Linked DNA regions of Homo sapiens: region 2 is linked to region 1. A link is a loop called in an ENCODE intact Hi-C map of the cell type or tissue named here. Cell type or tissue: OCI-LY7. All regions are shown on one strand. Each heading gives the region's core, and the rest is flanking DNA. Links, peaks and the distances in the headings are about the cores only. Region 1 has its middle 19 kb from the start of ARHGAP25. Region 2 overlaps APLF (aprataxin and PNKP like factor).

Region 1 (7,759 bases), core at 1,332-6,331:
ATACTTTAAGTTCTGGGATACATATGCAGAACGTGTAGGTTTGTTACATAGGTATACATGTGTCATGGTGATTTGCTGCACCCATCAACCCGTCATCTACATTAGGTATTTCTCCGAATGCTATCCCTCCCCCAGCCACCCACCCCCCGCAGGCCCCAGTGTGTGATGTTCCCCTCCCTGTGTCCATGTGTTCTCATTGTTCAACTCCCATTTATGAGCAAGAACATGAGATGTTTGGTTTTCTGTTACTGTGTTAGTTTGCTTAGAATGATGGTTTCCAGCTTCATCCATGTCTCTGCAAAGGACATGAACTCATCCTTTTTTACGGATGAATAGTATTCCATGATATATATGTGCCACATTTCTTTATCCAGTCTATCATTGTGCATTTGGGTTGGTTCCAAGTCTTTGGTATTGTGAATAGTGCTGCAATAAACATACATTAGCATGTGTCTTTATAGTAGAATGATTTATAATCCTTTGGTTATATACCCAGTAATGGGAATCCTGGGTCAAATGGTATTTCTGGTTCTAGATCCTTGAGGAATTTCCACACTGTCTTCCACAATGGTTGAACTAATTTACACTCCCACCAACAGTGTAAAAGCATTCCTATTTCTCCACATCCTCTCTAGCATCTGTTGTTTCCTGACTTTTTAATAATCACCATTCTAACTGGCGTGAGATGGTATCTCATTGCGGTTTTGATTTGCATTTTTCTAATGGCCAGTGATGATGAGCTTCTTTTCATATGTTCGTTGGCCACATAAATGTCTTCTTTTGATAAGTGTCTGTTCATATCCTTCACCCACTTTTTGACGGGTTTCTTTCTTTGTAAATTTGTTTAAGTTTCTTGTATATTTTGGATATTAGCCCTTTGTCAGATGGATAGATTGCAAAAATTTTCTCCCATTTTGTAGGTTGCCTGTTCATTCTGAAGATAGTTTCTTTTTCTGTACAGAAGCTCTTTAGTTTAATTAGATCCCATCTGTCTATTTTGGCTTTTGTTGCCATTGCTTTTGGTATTTTAGTCATGAAGTCTTTGTCCATGCCTATGTCCTGAATGGTATTGCCTAGGTTTTCTTCTAGGGTTTTTACAGTTTTAGGTCTTATGTTTAAGTTTTTAATCCATCTTGAGTTAACTTTTGTATAAAGTGTAAGGAAGGGGTCCAGTTTCAGGTTTCTGCATATAGCTAGCCAGTTTTCCCAGCACCATTTATTAAATAGGGAATCCTTTCCCTATTGCTCGTTTTTGTCAGGTTTGTCAAAGATCAGATGGTTGTAGATGTGTAGCATTATTCCTGAGGACTCTGTTCTGTTCCATTCGTCTATATATCTGTTTTGGTACCAGTACCATGTTGTTTTGGTTACTGTAGCCTTGTAGTATAGTTTGAAGTCAGGTAGCGTGATGCCTCCAGCTTTGTTCTTTTGGCTTAGGATTGTCTGGGCTATACAGGCTCTTTTTTCATTCCATATGAAATTCAAAGTAGTTTTTTCTAATTCTGTGAAGAAAGGCAATGGTAGCTTGATAGGGATGGCATTGAATCTATAAATTACTTTGGGCAGTATGGTCATTTTCACAATATTGATTCTTCCTATCCATGAGCACAGAATGTTCTTCCATTTGTTTGTGTCCTCTTTTATTTCCTTGAGCAGTGGTTTGTAGTTCTCCTTGAAGAGGTCCTTCCCATCCCTTGTAAGTTGTATTCCTAGGTATTTTATTCTCTGCAGCAATTGTGAATGGGAGTTCACTCATGATTTGGTCCTCCATCTGTTATTGGTGTATAGGAATGCTTGTGATTTTTGCACATTGATTTTATATCCTGAGATTTTGCTGAAGTTGCTTATCAGCTTAAGGAGATTTGGGGCTGAGACGATGGGGTTTTCTAAATATACAATCATGTCATTTGCAAACAGAGACAATTTGACTTCCTCTCTTCCTATTTGATTATTTCTTTCTCTTGCCTGATTGCCCTGGCCAGAACCTCCGATACTATGTTGAATCGGAGTGGTGAGAGAGGACATCCTTGTTTTGTGCTGGTTTTCAAAGGGAATGCTTCTAGCTTTTGCCCATTCAGTATGATATTGGCTGTGGATTTGTCATAAATAGCTCTTATTATTTTGAGATACATTCCATCAATACCTAGTTTATTGAGAGTTTTTAGCATGAAGGGCTGTTGAATTTTATTGAAGGCCTTTTCTGCATCTATTGAGATGATCATGTGGTTTTTGTCATTGGTTCTGTTTAAGTGATGGATCACATTTATTGATTTGTTGATGTTGAACCCAGGAATGAAGCCAACTTGATCATGGTGGATAAGTTTTTTGATGTGCTGCTGGATTCAGTTTGCTACTATTTTATTGAGGATTTTTGCATTGATGTTCATCAGGGATATTGGCCTGAAATTTTCTTTTTTTGTTGTGTCTCTGCCAGGTTTTGGTATCAGGATGATGCTAGCCTCATCAAATGAATTAGGGAGGAGTCCCTCTTTTTGTATTGTTTGAAATAGTTTCAGAAGGAATGGTACCAGCTCCTCTTTGTACCTCTGGTAGAGTTTGGCTGTGAATCCGTCTGGTCCTTGGCTTTTTTTTTGATAGGTAGGCTATTAATTACTGCCTCAATTTCAGAACTTATTGTTCTATTCAGGGATTTGACTTCTTCCTGGTTTAGTCTTGGGAGGGTGTATGTGTCCAGGAATTTATCCATTTCTTCTAGATTTTCTAGTTTATTTGCATAGAGGTGTTTATAGTATTCTCTGATGGTAGTTTGTATTTCTGTGGGATCAGTGGTGATATCCCCTTTTTCATTTTTTATTGCATCTATTTGATTTTTCTCTCTTTTCTTCTTTATTAGTCTGGTTAGTGGTCTATGTATTTTGTTAATCTTTTCAAAAAACCAGCTCCTGGATTCACTGATTTGTTGAAGGGTTTCTCCTGTATCTATCTCTTTCTTCTGCTCTGATCTTAGTTATTTCTTGTCTTCTGCTAGCTTTTGAATGCGTTTGCTCTTGCTTCTCTAGTTCTTTTAATTGTGATGTTTAGGGTGCCAATTTTAGATCTTTCCTGCTTTCTCCTTTGGGCATTTAGTGCTATACATTTCCCTCTAAACACTACTTTATCCGTGTCCCAGAGATTCTGGTATGTTGTGTCTTTGTTCTCTTTGGTTTCAAATACCTTATTTATTTCTGCCTTAATTTCGTTATTTACCCAGTAGTCATTCAGGAGCAGGCACAGCCTTCATCCTGATACACAGAAATGCCTGGTTGGAGAAGGGCAAAAAGTTGAAAATATTCCTTAGTAGAAAAAAAATGTGCACTAAAAAGTATTTTTTATTAAAATACGGAAGGAAAGAAAAATACAATGGGTTCAGATGGGCATATGACAATAATAAAATGTCTCACTTCCCTTCCTCCCCTTCTCTCCCAGCACTCCCCTGAGGTTGCCACTTTTGGACATTTCTGCTTTTAGCTCTTCTGGTGGTTAGAATCATGACTTCCCTGACTGAGAGGCATGACTAGCCCTGAGCATGAGGGTGGGGCTTGTGCGCTGGAAGGCTTAACTTGAACCTTGTGAGCAGGAAGTCAGGCTAGAACCACTCCTAAAGTGCCTGGGGAGGATGGGACTTTTCACTGTTGGTTGCTTCCTCAAATCCAGTGGTTCTCGAACTGGAATCCTCAGCACTGCCTGAAAAGTTGGTAGAAATGCAAATTCTTGGGCCCTACCCCAGACTTATGGAATCAGAACCTTTGGAGGTGGCGCCCAGCAACCCATGTGCTATTTTAACAAATTCTCCAGGCCATTCTGATGCCTGCTCAAGTTTGAGAAGCCCCGTTCTAAGACAGCCAATCAAACAACCAAACACCACCACCAACAACAACAAAGAGACAAAACTCATTTCTTCTTCCAGTGATTGGTTTGGGGTGGGCACGTGACCCTGCTCTGGCTAATGCAGTGCAATGGGAGGCTTGTTTAGGGGCTTCCGGGAGGCGGTCGTGCTCTTGAAAAAGATGCTTGGGAAGAGTAAGAGGCATTGCACCGGGTGCTTTCCCGTGTAGGTGAGAGGCATGGGGCTGCTACTGCCATCTTGTGGACACACTGAGTGGAGGAGGTGAACCGAGGGAAGAACCTGGATGCCTGAGGAATGAATGCCAGAGCCCCAAGAGTAACCATCTGGGAGCCATCCTACTGTGGACTTCTTGTATGATATGTATTATTTTTTAAAGTTAAGAACATGTTGAGTTTGGTTTAGCAGTGAGGCACCCGAACACAGTTCCATTCTGGAACTGTATCTCCTCCCAGACATAGATAAGTGGCTGCCAAGAACAGCTCTCTGGGTAGGCTGGGCCATAAAAGCCACTATTACATGAACAGGTGAGGGCGGTTGGGAGGAGAAATGAATCTACTTCACTCTTTATTCCATAGGTATTTTCAGTCGTTTTCACACCTGCCATTTCTGAGTCCGGGGCCCTTCTGGCGCCCTGCCCTCTTTCATCCTTCTCTGGGCCATGTTCTGAGCTGTTGTTCCCTCTGCTAATGTTACTTCCTGAGTGTAATTCCATCCACTGACAGGCTTCCAGAAGTTAATGAAAATCCTTGGCCTGCCCATCCTTTCCTGTGCCCGCCATTCTTCCTATCTTCCTTACTGCCATCTATTTGGGGAAAGCAGAGAGATAAAGGAGTGTTTGGCTTGCCAACTTGAATGGGAAGGCCCAGATTGTTTCATTGTTTGCTTTTACTGAGACTTGGTTATCATTCTCCCTTTTCAAAAGAAGAAAGAAAGATGAAATAGTGGAGGAGGAGAGCTGCCCAGCAAGATTCCCTCTGGGACATCCATGTAACCCTCTTGGAACATACGCTAATGCTATGGAAATGATTCTTAACTCTTCATTTTGTGGCTTCTTCCAAAATGCAGACCATTCAAGGTAGATGGGGACACTGTGGTGAGTCAACTTGATGGGGAGGGGCTCTCAGAGCTCCTGAGTTTGCCCTAGATTATATCTATCCTTCCCTGAAGCTTGGGTGGACATCTTTCTCTCTAAGAAGATGAAGAACATGGGTCCCTTTGCCTTCATAAGTTTGTGAAACTGAAATTTCAGTTGTCCAGCACAAGCAGATTGAGAATGTATATACATCGTTTTATTCAAACCTTCAACCACATGATGTTATCTTGAGGTAGCACTTACACTGGTGAGAAACCACCGTGGGATCTTAGGGTCATCTCAGATAGGCGTCCTTATTCTACTGTATAAGTTTTCTGAACCAAACTTCCTTCATTGTGACATGGTTTTGCCACAGCTGGTCGTTCTCTTTACTCTTTGATCCTGGTTGAACGATTCATGTAGATTCTATCTCTCTTTAAATGTCAGAATGTGACATTCAATATTTTTCGCAGTATTTGTTTTATGTGTATTCCTTAATGTTTCTGTTTTAGTTAAATACAGTCACACATCATTTAACAATGAAGATATGTTCTGAGAAATAGGTTGTTAGGTGATTTCAGGTGATTTCATTGTGCAAATGTCATAGAATATACTTACACAAAACTAGGTGGTACACACCTAGGCCATATGGTACGGGCTATTGCTCCTAGACTACAAATCTGTATAGCGTGTTACTGTACTGTAGGCAATTGTAACACAGTGGTAAGTATTTGTGCATCTAAACATATCTAAACATAGAAAAGGTACAGTAAAATACAATATTATTATCTTATGAAACCACTACTGTATATGGGATCTGTCATCAACAGAAATGTCTTTATGTGGCACATGACTGAATACATCAAACCTTAGGTTCATTGCTGTGTGAATCAGGGACCTCTATGTTAAAAGGCACAGTATGGGAGAAGCATTGTGATCTGGCCCAGGGTCAGGATGTTGAGGCTTTTACTGGCTCTAGAACTGAGTCAATTCAATCTTTTCTTTTTAAGCTTTAGACACTTCCTCTGCAAAAGACGATAACTTAATCACAGCCTCTGACAGGTTTGTGGAGTTGAGGCTTGACAAGGGTGTTAGGTAAAAACTGCAGTCTTGCATATGTGAAGCCAAAGGTCTGAGCTGTGAGCAAACCTATCATCACCGCTATTGAGTGACAGCAGTCACTCGGCCTTTCACATTCCAACTTAAAAAGCAGATGCATATTCCTATGGCTTTTCTTTGTATAAACACTATCCATAAAGCAATGGCAGAAAAGTTCTGGTTTCTTTAAAGTGGGAGTGAAAACTAAGACATATTTTAAGGTGTTCCAAGTGTAGGGGTTTTTATGAGTCCCCCTTCCACTTACCCACATGTGAATTGACATATTTTTGCCAATATAAATTTATTCTTCCTTTCCAAAGCCATTAACTTAATATTCATAAAAAGAGCTCTGTTTTTTCTTTTGCACTCATATTTCATTGGTTTAAGTAACCCACTTTATCATATAATTAGAATAGTAAGTACGGTTTATATCATCTTGGAATGCATTAGCTGGGCAACAGATAATTCACTTGGTGGGAGTAGAAGTAAATGGTGTACTACCAGCTGTGAACACTCAGCAGCTACTATGCACTCATCAAAGAGTGTTATAAAGGGTTACAGAGAATTGGGAACTTAGTTAAGGGCAGATTTGTTAAAAAAAAAAAAAAGTATCTTCTTTGCCAATCAAATGTGTCCCCTCAAAGTAGACCTCTAGAGCCTGGCTACTCAAAGTCTGATCCAGAGACCAGCAGCATCACATCACATTTTCTTTTTCTGGAGGATCTAAGGGGAGAATCATTTTCTCACCTTTCCCAGCTTCTAGAGGCTTCCAGCATTGCCTGATGGCCCCTTTCTTCCATCTTTCTGAACTTTGTTTTGTACTCACACTTTCTACTTCTACAGTCAAATCTCTTCTTACCTCCTTCTTATAAGGGCACACTTGGATAATCCAGCATGGCATCCCCATCTCAATATCCTTGACTTAATCGCATCTGCAAAGTACTTTTACCATATTGTGAAATAATAAGAAATATATAAGTGTGTGTGTGTGTGTGTGTATGTATAGATAGATAAATAGATAGATACCTAGACAGATAGATAGGTACATAGATACCTAGATAGATACATAGATAGAGATATTTGTCTCTGACCCTGGTTCCTGACATAGAGCTCCTAAACTTTTCTAATTCCCTAAGTGGTACGGGTACTAGCAGCATCATTTGTTCTAACATTTGGTCTTTGAGTCCAGTTCCTGACACAGAGCTCTTAAATTTCTTGGTATTTTCTGGGTGATAAGAGTGTCTTTTATTCAAATGAAACAACTCTTGATGAGGCCTTGGATAGCTTTAGGATAGGGGCTTGTCATCAGAAAGACAAGGCCATGATTAGAAGCTTAGCACTTTTAATTCCCAACCTTCATTCTCTGGGGAGGGCAGAAGAGCTAGAGATTGAGTTAGTAATAGATCAAGCCTACATGATGAAGCCTCCAAGAAAAAAAAATTTCCCTCAAGTATGGGTTTTGGAGAGCTCTGGGGTTGGTAAACACATCCATGTACCAGAAGTGTGGTGCACCCCAGCTCCACAGGAATAGAAGCTCCTGCACTCAGAGCCCTTCCAGACCTCATCCTATATACCTCTTTATGTCCTTTATTATAAAAGAAAATGGCAAACACAATAAGTGTCTCCCTGAGTTTTTTAAACTATTCTAGCAAATTATCAACCCCAAGGAGAGGGTCATGGGAGCCCCAGTTTATGGCCAGTCTGTTAGAAGCACAAGTGAGAACCCTGGACTTTTGACTGGT
Region 2 (7,759 bases), core at 1,048-6,047, 230 kb before region 1:
TACTACATGTAAAAAAAAAATTAGCCGGACATGGTGGCGCATGCCTGTAATCCCAGCTACCCGGGAGGCTGAGGCAGGAGAATAGCTTGAACCTGGGAGGCAGAGTTTACAGTGAGCCTAGATTGTGCCATTGCACTGCAGCCTGGGCAGCAGAGCGAAGCTTAGTCTGAAAAAAAAAAAAAAAAAGTTTAAGGCCAGGCACAGTGACTCATGCCTGTAATCCCAGCACCTTGGGAGGCCCAGGTGGGCAGATCACTTGGAGCCAGGAGTTTGAGACCAGCCTGGCCAAAATGGCAAAATCCCATCTCTAAAAAAAAAAATAAATACAACAATTGTTAGAGGAATGTATATTAATCACAGTTGCTTTTGACTACAAGTAACAGAAATTTGACAAACAGCAATTTAATCAAATAAGGTATTGATTTTTCTTCTGTAATATGCCTGTGTGTGTGTGTGTGTGCGCACATTTTTTTCTTTCTCCTGAACACAGTTGAAAGTACATACATGCATTATGGCAGTTCACTAAATATGTCAACATGTGTCACCTAAGAACAAGGACATTTCTATATAGCTATATTCTGTTATTATATTCTAGAAATGTGTAACTGTGCCATAAATTTTAATATCCCATACTCGGTTTTGTACATCGTTTTCAATAATGCACTTTTTGCATTTTTTTAAAAAAAATCAGGATCCAGTTAAATTTTTTTTAATTTAATCTAGAACGGTTTTCTTGCCTTTTGTCTTTAATGACATCAGTGCTTCTGTGAGTCCAGGCCAGTTATTCCTAGAGTGTCCCACAATTTTTGTTTTTCCGATTGTTTGCACATAATTTGATTCACATTAAACATTTTTGTTGAAAATATTAAGTAGGTGATGTTTATTCAGAGTACCACATTAGGAAGCACATCTATCAGTTTGTCCTCCTGTGGTGATGTGGTAAGTGTAATCACCTTGGTAAGGTGGTATCTGCCAGATTTCGCAGTTAATCTACCATTTCCTTTGTCAGTAATCTGTGGAGTGATACTGAGACTTCATGAATATTTATTCCCAACAGACCTTTTTCTTGTTGGGAAATAAACATCCTTTTATCCGTTCCTAACTTAATTTTTACATTGATAGTTAGAAAATAGTGATTTTTCTGGTTCTACCATTTTTTCTGCTTTAGCTGGCATTCTTTTATAAAGAAATGCATCTCTCCCAGCCTTACCCTCTGATAATACTGGAATACAGCACACTGAATCACAAAATAATCCATGATTCATATGGAATCTTTTTTATTATCTCTTTTTTTTTTTTTTTTTTGAGACAGGGTCTCACCCTGTCGCCCAGACTGGAGTGCAGTGGCGCGATCATGGCTCACTGCAACCTTGACCTCCTGGGCTCAAGCAATCTTCCTACCTCAGCCTCCCAAGTATTAATATTTGGGACTATAGGCACATGCCACCCTGTCCAACTAATTTTTTACTTTACGTAGATTTGTATGGAATCATGGATTATTTTGGGATTCAATTTGCTGTATTCCAGTATTATCACTATTTTGATGCTCGAATTGTTCTAAATTTGGTCAATCAGAGTTTTTTTGCACTGGTTTCTCTGTCCTTCTGACATGCACCCATCAATTTTTGAGCATTTCTTTGTCCTCTGGCACAAGAAGATATCCTAGGTCCACATTATACTTTTTGTGCTTCAGACCTGGAATGTGACATTTCTCAAAAGAGCTCTGGTTTCTTTCAGTGGGGAATGGTATTTTGAAGCCAAAATCTATACTATTGGATTTATTTTTTTCTTCCAAGTGTCCTCCTTCTCCCTGAGAAGTGGTGCCTTTTCTGAGCTTGCTATACCTGGTTCCACATATTTTTATGCCTCTCTTTTGGATTCTCTATTAGCTTGGCCTCTGCAATGTTGGATCTGAAATGTGTTTTTAGTATTTCCCAGTAAAAGTGTGACTTAATTTTTTTTGGGAGTGATACCTATGCTTCAGCACCCCTAGATTCCCACTCCCTCTCTCCTCTGTTTCTGTCATTTGCCACCTGATTTTCTCTGCTCCAGCATAGGTTCTGGGGCTTGATCTTCTGAAACTGGCATTTCTCATCTCTCTTACATGTAAGTTAAAGTTTTTAGTAATCTCCATCTCCTAGTTTTACATTACATATGGGATGGGATATGGGTAGTTTTATTTGCTCTATTTGTTGATTTCTTTGAAGAATGTGTGTTGTGATTAGAATTTAGGTGACTATAATTATTCTATAAAAATTGGAATTCTTCAATTTAACTTTTTATGGCTTTCTAAGATGTGAAATATCTGACTTTCAGTTGAAGTTTTAATTTAAACTTGGTGACTCTTGGTAATCAGTAAGTAAACTTGGGCAAGCCTTCAGTATATTTTGAAGTAATTTATGCCATTTGTCCTACCCTAAATGGCCTCTAACCAGTGTATTCTTTTTGAGTCCCTGGGTTTCTTTGCTTTTTAGTAGCCTTTCTCTTTCCACTTGCAGACCAACATCAGTCATTTTCTTCTGTTGTCAGTGTGCTGTCTACTAAATCCTATCCACTTTATGAATAGAGAATTAAGAATTTGGATGACATATCTTGTTAGACTTAGGTATGCCATTAGATAAGCAGGACCAAATGAAAGCCTGAGGGCCTCTTGGAGCTTTATTTAGGATCTGAATCTCCTCTGAATGTCTATTTGGTTATTAAATAGCCATTTCTGCCTTATTTCCAGTTCTTTACTGTGTTCTAGTTTGACAGTTAAACTGGGTAAATCATCTTAAAAACAGGTTTTGCTTTAGGTTTCATGTAATGATATTGAGGGATGCAATACAACGTTAAGAGCATGAATGGTTCTGGAATCTGATTCCTTAGGTTCAGATCCTGGCCCTACTACTTATTGGTTGTGTAACTGAGTAGTTGCTTAAACTCTCTGTACTTCCATTTTCTCACCTATGAAGTGAAGTATAATAATAGTATCTTCACAGATTTTGTGAAGACTGAAAAAGATGATACATGACAAGTCTAGAATGGTGCTTTGGTGTTGATAATTGATTGTTATTACAGTTGATGTATTAATAAATAATAAAAATGTGTTGGATATTCACTCTGTATAAGGAGCAGTGATAGGCTGTTAAATAAAGCAGATCATCAGATCTTTAGGATAATCTGTTTGTCACTTGCTCCCCACCCCTCTCCGTATATCAATCGTGACATTAAAATGTTTTAATGATAATTTATTAAACCTTTATGCTTCCCATTGAGAAAGTGCAAATGGTTATTTTATTGTGTATTCACTATTTAGGGTTTTACTTTAAAAGGAACACTATAAATGTCTGAGTGATGTTAATTTCAAAGATTGTTTATAGCATTCTTTTTGTATTCTATAAAGACACATAGCTTGTAATGAAATTACACTGTTGTGGAGTTATGTGTCCACTAGAGGTCACATTATACTTTTATATTACTTAAAATGTCTTTTATCTTCGTAGTGTCAGTGAAGCTTACTTCAAAGAAAGACAGAGATAGGAAAAGTTCATGTATTGCTTCCTGAAAAAATACAGTTTAAAAAAGGAAAGAAAGAAATTTAAGATGGACTGTTAAAGGAACCAGCTTTATATGCCATAGTTTTATATTTGATAGCTTATTACTCTGTTGGTTAGAAAATTGGTTCGTAGTATGGAAGTAACAATGAGATTTTGGTACCCAAGTCAGAAATAGGAACTGCTTACTCTCAGCCGCATTTTTTGAAATTACTTTTGAATGATTACATGTAGGTACAGTCATGTATAAATGTGTTCTACATTTATTATCTTTTTTTTTTTTTTTTTTTGAGGCAGGGTCTCACCGTGTCCCCCAGGCTGGCATGCAGTGGCACGATCATGGCTCATTGCAACCTTGACCTCCTGGGTTCAAGCAATCTTCATACCTCAGCCTCCCAAGTATTAATATTTGGGACTATAGGCACATGCCCTCTGTCCAGCTAATTTTTTACTTTATGTAGAGATGGGGGTCTCACTGTGTTGCCCAGGCTAGTCTTGAATTCCTGGGCTCAAGGAGTCTTCCCACTTCAGCCTCCCAAAGTGCTGGGATTGCAGCCACCACACCCTGCCTATTACCTATTTTTATTAAAAGGAGTGTGGATTTGGAGTGCTGCCTACTTGGAGAGTGACCTACCCAAGTTACCTAAATTCTCTGGACTTTCAATTTCTATGTAAAGTGTTAATAATAGCTATGGCAATGTTATGTTGAATCACAACATTTAAGTGAAAGTTCTGTGCAAATGATGCAATGAGTCATCAGATAACTGCTGTTGTTTTTAGCCTACTAAGGTACAATCTGATATACCTAATGCTAAATGACGAGTTATTGGGTACAGCACACCAGCATGGCACATGTATACATATGTAACTAACCTGCACATTGTGCACATGTACCCTAAAACTTAAAGTATAATAATAAAAAAAAAGGTACAATCTGGGAAAAAGAAAGGAATCTTTAAATTTTTAGCCTCTTTTTTTCTGAAACAATAGATTATTAGTTTGTACTTACTTCTTGGATAGCCATTGTGGCTAACAATAGATTGTGAAAAATTCATTCATGTGATACTCATTCCGATGCTTGATATTACTGTCTATATGTTACAGCCTTAAGTGTGGAACAGCTATCTGGTTAAAAAAATGAGTACTGACTCCTGGCAGTTTCACATTTTTTGTGGAACTAATAGGTTTAATTGAGTTTATGTGTTGGTATGGTCTATTTTTTACTGATAATTTTGGTCCTTATGCGGATAATGCCAACATTCAAGTGCTGAATATCAAGGTTACCAAGAGATGGGTCAGGTAGTTATGGTGTTATTGAAGTTGGTGCTTAACATGTTTTCATTATCTATCAATCAACCACAAATAAAAAAGGCAATCTTAACTATTGTATTTACAGTGAAAAGGGAAAGCTTTGATTGGCACTGTCAGCATTTAACATGCAAACAATTTTTGAACTTTGGTATGTGGAAATGATTGTGAGCCTAAGTAGAACACTGTTGGCTCAAAACAGGAAGCAAATAGATATTTTTAAAAAATGCTAATTTATTTCTTACTGAAAATGTTTGGTTTTCACTATTCCCCTTCTTGCCTTCCTGAACTCTTAACTGCTGCTGATGGCCCCAGAGTTTGCATGCAGTTCTGCCTGATCTGGGTCTCTTTGACCCCAAAGCCTATAGTCAGACCCTTTTACACTTACCAGATCCTCGAGCATGGGATCTCTTCCTTTTAAAACCTTTATCATCATGACATACTATATGTTTCTTGTATTTGAAATGTTTTCTGGTAAGTACATATTATATACAGACTTTTCGTATTTTATGAATTTTCTTGGTAAGAATCCCCAGTAGATGTCTGTCATGAATGGAAACTATCATGCAAGGTTTTGGGATCCGTTAGATTCTAGGCTTGAGGCTCTGTTGTTGACTCTTCCATGACTTTGGGCAGGTTTTTTTAATCTCATTATTTGTTAAATGAGGACAATCATTTCAATATACAGTTGTTGAATGAATGATATATTTCATATCTAGTCTACTGATTTCAGAAACATCGCCAAGGGTTTCGTTTGCCTTTTTGTTTTGTTGCTTTTTAAGGAGGTGGCTATTCTTAATCTTTTAATTTTTTTACTGTATAGATAACAGACAAGAGAGTATCCAGAAGACATGCCATTCTTGAGGTGGCAGGTGGTCAGCTGCGAATCAAACCGGTAAATATGTTATTAATGATTCATTTTAACTTTCATCTCTTACCCTTTCAGTTCCCAAGCAGAGGTGCCTATTTTCTAAGGTTATGGGAATAGGGAATTAATGTCAGAATATACCCTTCTCATTGCCAGAAAATAATTAGGAGATAAAGATCTAAACTGTGAGGAAAACTACATATTTTCTCATAGGACAATGCCACATTTACCTAATTAGAATTTCAATGAAAGATGACTGCCAGTTCATGTATATATTATGATTTGGTTTAAAATTGAATACTCCAAATAATAAGAAAGCCCATAACTATTAATGGTTGGTTTTTTGAGCTGGGGTAGTGACCAAAGTAACTTAAATGTTATAGGGTTATATTTTAACATATTCTCTATCACTCTGTATAGAGTTGAATATTTCTAAAACTTAGACTTTGTTCAACTTCGAGGTTTGAAAAATGATTTTAATTTGAAAGTTTTTGTTGAGGGCTCGAATTTTAATTGCTTGCTTTATAGTTTACTGCTGCGAAATCACTGATGATATGCAGGGACAGCCAGTTTCCAAGAATATACAATGTGATTATTCCTTTTCATTTGCAGAGTCTATTGTGTAAGAGAATGAAATACGTACATAAGGGTCCATTTATTTTAGACTAGATCGTATGGTGGTAAAATTTCATGGAATTCATTAATTTATAACTTTTTAAAACCAATTTGTATTTTCATATTTTATATACCACTGCCTGTTAAATCATTAGTTCTTTCTTTTACACAGATAGTACTTGCTTTTATTATCCTATGTTTAACTGTTTGCAAATTTGGAAAGCATCTTTTTAATTTTAGTACTTGGAAATTTTTTGAATAAAAAATTATTCAATGTATTCACCTTATCTCAACCTTGAATAAATAATCTTTAAAAGAGTTTATGTCTCATCTTCATTCTGCATTATCTTATTGTCTTGAAAAAGTGTTAATATCTGGAGTCAACACTTCTTTAGGAGCCACTGTATTTACCATTAGATATTCATCTCTGTATCCTCTCCAGCTATCTTATTCTTCTGAGATGACATACTGGATCATAAGGCCCTTGAGTGTAGGAACTCTGACTAATCTTTGTATCCCTAGTGTTTAGCATAGTGCCTAAGACATAGTAGGTATTTAATTAATATTTGTTGAATGCATGAGTAAACGCTGTGGTGAGAACTATCTATGGCATATCTAGGAGTGGGAACATGGTAGATTTTTACAAAAGTATGTTATTCTCTAGTGCCCAATTTCTAATACCCTGCCAATGAACTACCATGGCCTAAAATAAGTTTTTTTGTTGTTACTAAAGCACATTAAAGGAAAGAATAGAGGGATCTTGAAATATAGAAATGATTATTTTTTATTTATATAGATTTAGGGAGTGCAGTGCAGTTTTGTTACATGATTATATTGTGAAATGGTGAAATCTGAGCTTTTAGTGTAACCGTCACCTGAATAGTGTACATTGTACCCATTAGGTAATTTCTCAACCCTGTCCCACCTCTCACACTACCACCCTTCTGAGTCTCCAGTGTCTGCTCTGCCACTGTGTCCATGTCAGCACATTTATTTTGTGAACAAATTAACCAGTGGAATTGTGGACAACTCAATAGATATCAGATTTTCTCTTTACACTCTTTGTTTACTCAATGATAAGAAGAAACCCTTCTTATAACAAAATTGACATGGCATTAAATTTTTTTATATCAAAAATAGGTGATTAGAAAACCGTCATATTTACTAATGCATGAATATTTTAAACATTTACATTTTTTCTCAGTGTTAATCAAGGACATTTATATTTTAAAATGTTTTATAAATTGGCTTTAATAAAGGTGCTTAGTTGGAGTTGTGTCTATACTTGGCTGAAAATTATTCAGATATATTTTGTACTTTTGTGGCTATTCAAAAGAGTACTAATAAGGCTGGGCGCGGTGGCTCACGTCTGTAATCCCAGCACTTTGGGAGGCCGGGGTGGGTGGATCACGAGGTCAGGAGATCGAGACCA

What was found. Peaks named below come from ENCODE experiments on the same cell type or tissue, not always from the same donor. Only the 100,000 strongest peaks of a DNase experiment are listed, where the experiment ranks them.
Region 2: a loop joins it to region 1, with 3 times the contacts of the local background. A loop is called at or near these places in 36 of 110 quality-filtered maps.

What each region holds. Positions count from the first base shown.
Region 1 is chr2:68,711,536-68,719,294 of GRCh38, forward strand. It overlaps a transcript of ARHGAP25 not described here. Among named protein-coding and RNA genes, the nearest start is that of ARHGAP25, 19 kb to the right of the region's middle. RefSeq lists enhancers at 3,402-3,696, 3,965-4,044. In OCI-LY7, for the core only: a CTCF peak has its summit at 4,111 (motif pointing left); DNase peaks (open chromatin) are centred at 3,526 and 4,016; H3K4me3 peaks cover 1,338 bases; H3K27ac peaks cover 1,365 bases.
Region 2 is chr2:68,484,523-68,492,281 of GRCh38, forward strand. APLF (aprataxin and PNKP like factor) reads left to right here. Exons shown (of 10, transcript NM_173545.3): 2 at 5,668-5,739. Among named protein-coding and RNA genes, the nearest start is that of APLF, 21 kb to the left of the region's middle. In OCI-LY7, for the core only: a CTCF peak has its summit at 3,444 (motif pointing right); a DNase peak (open chromatin) is centred at 3,449.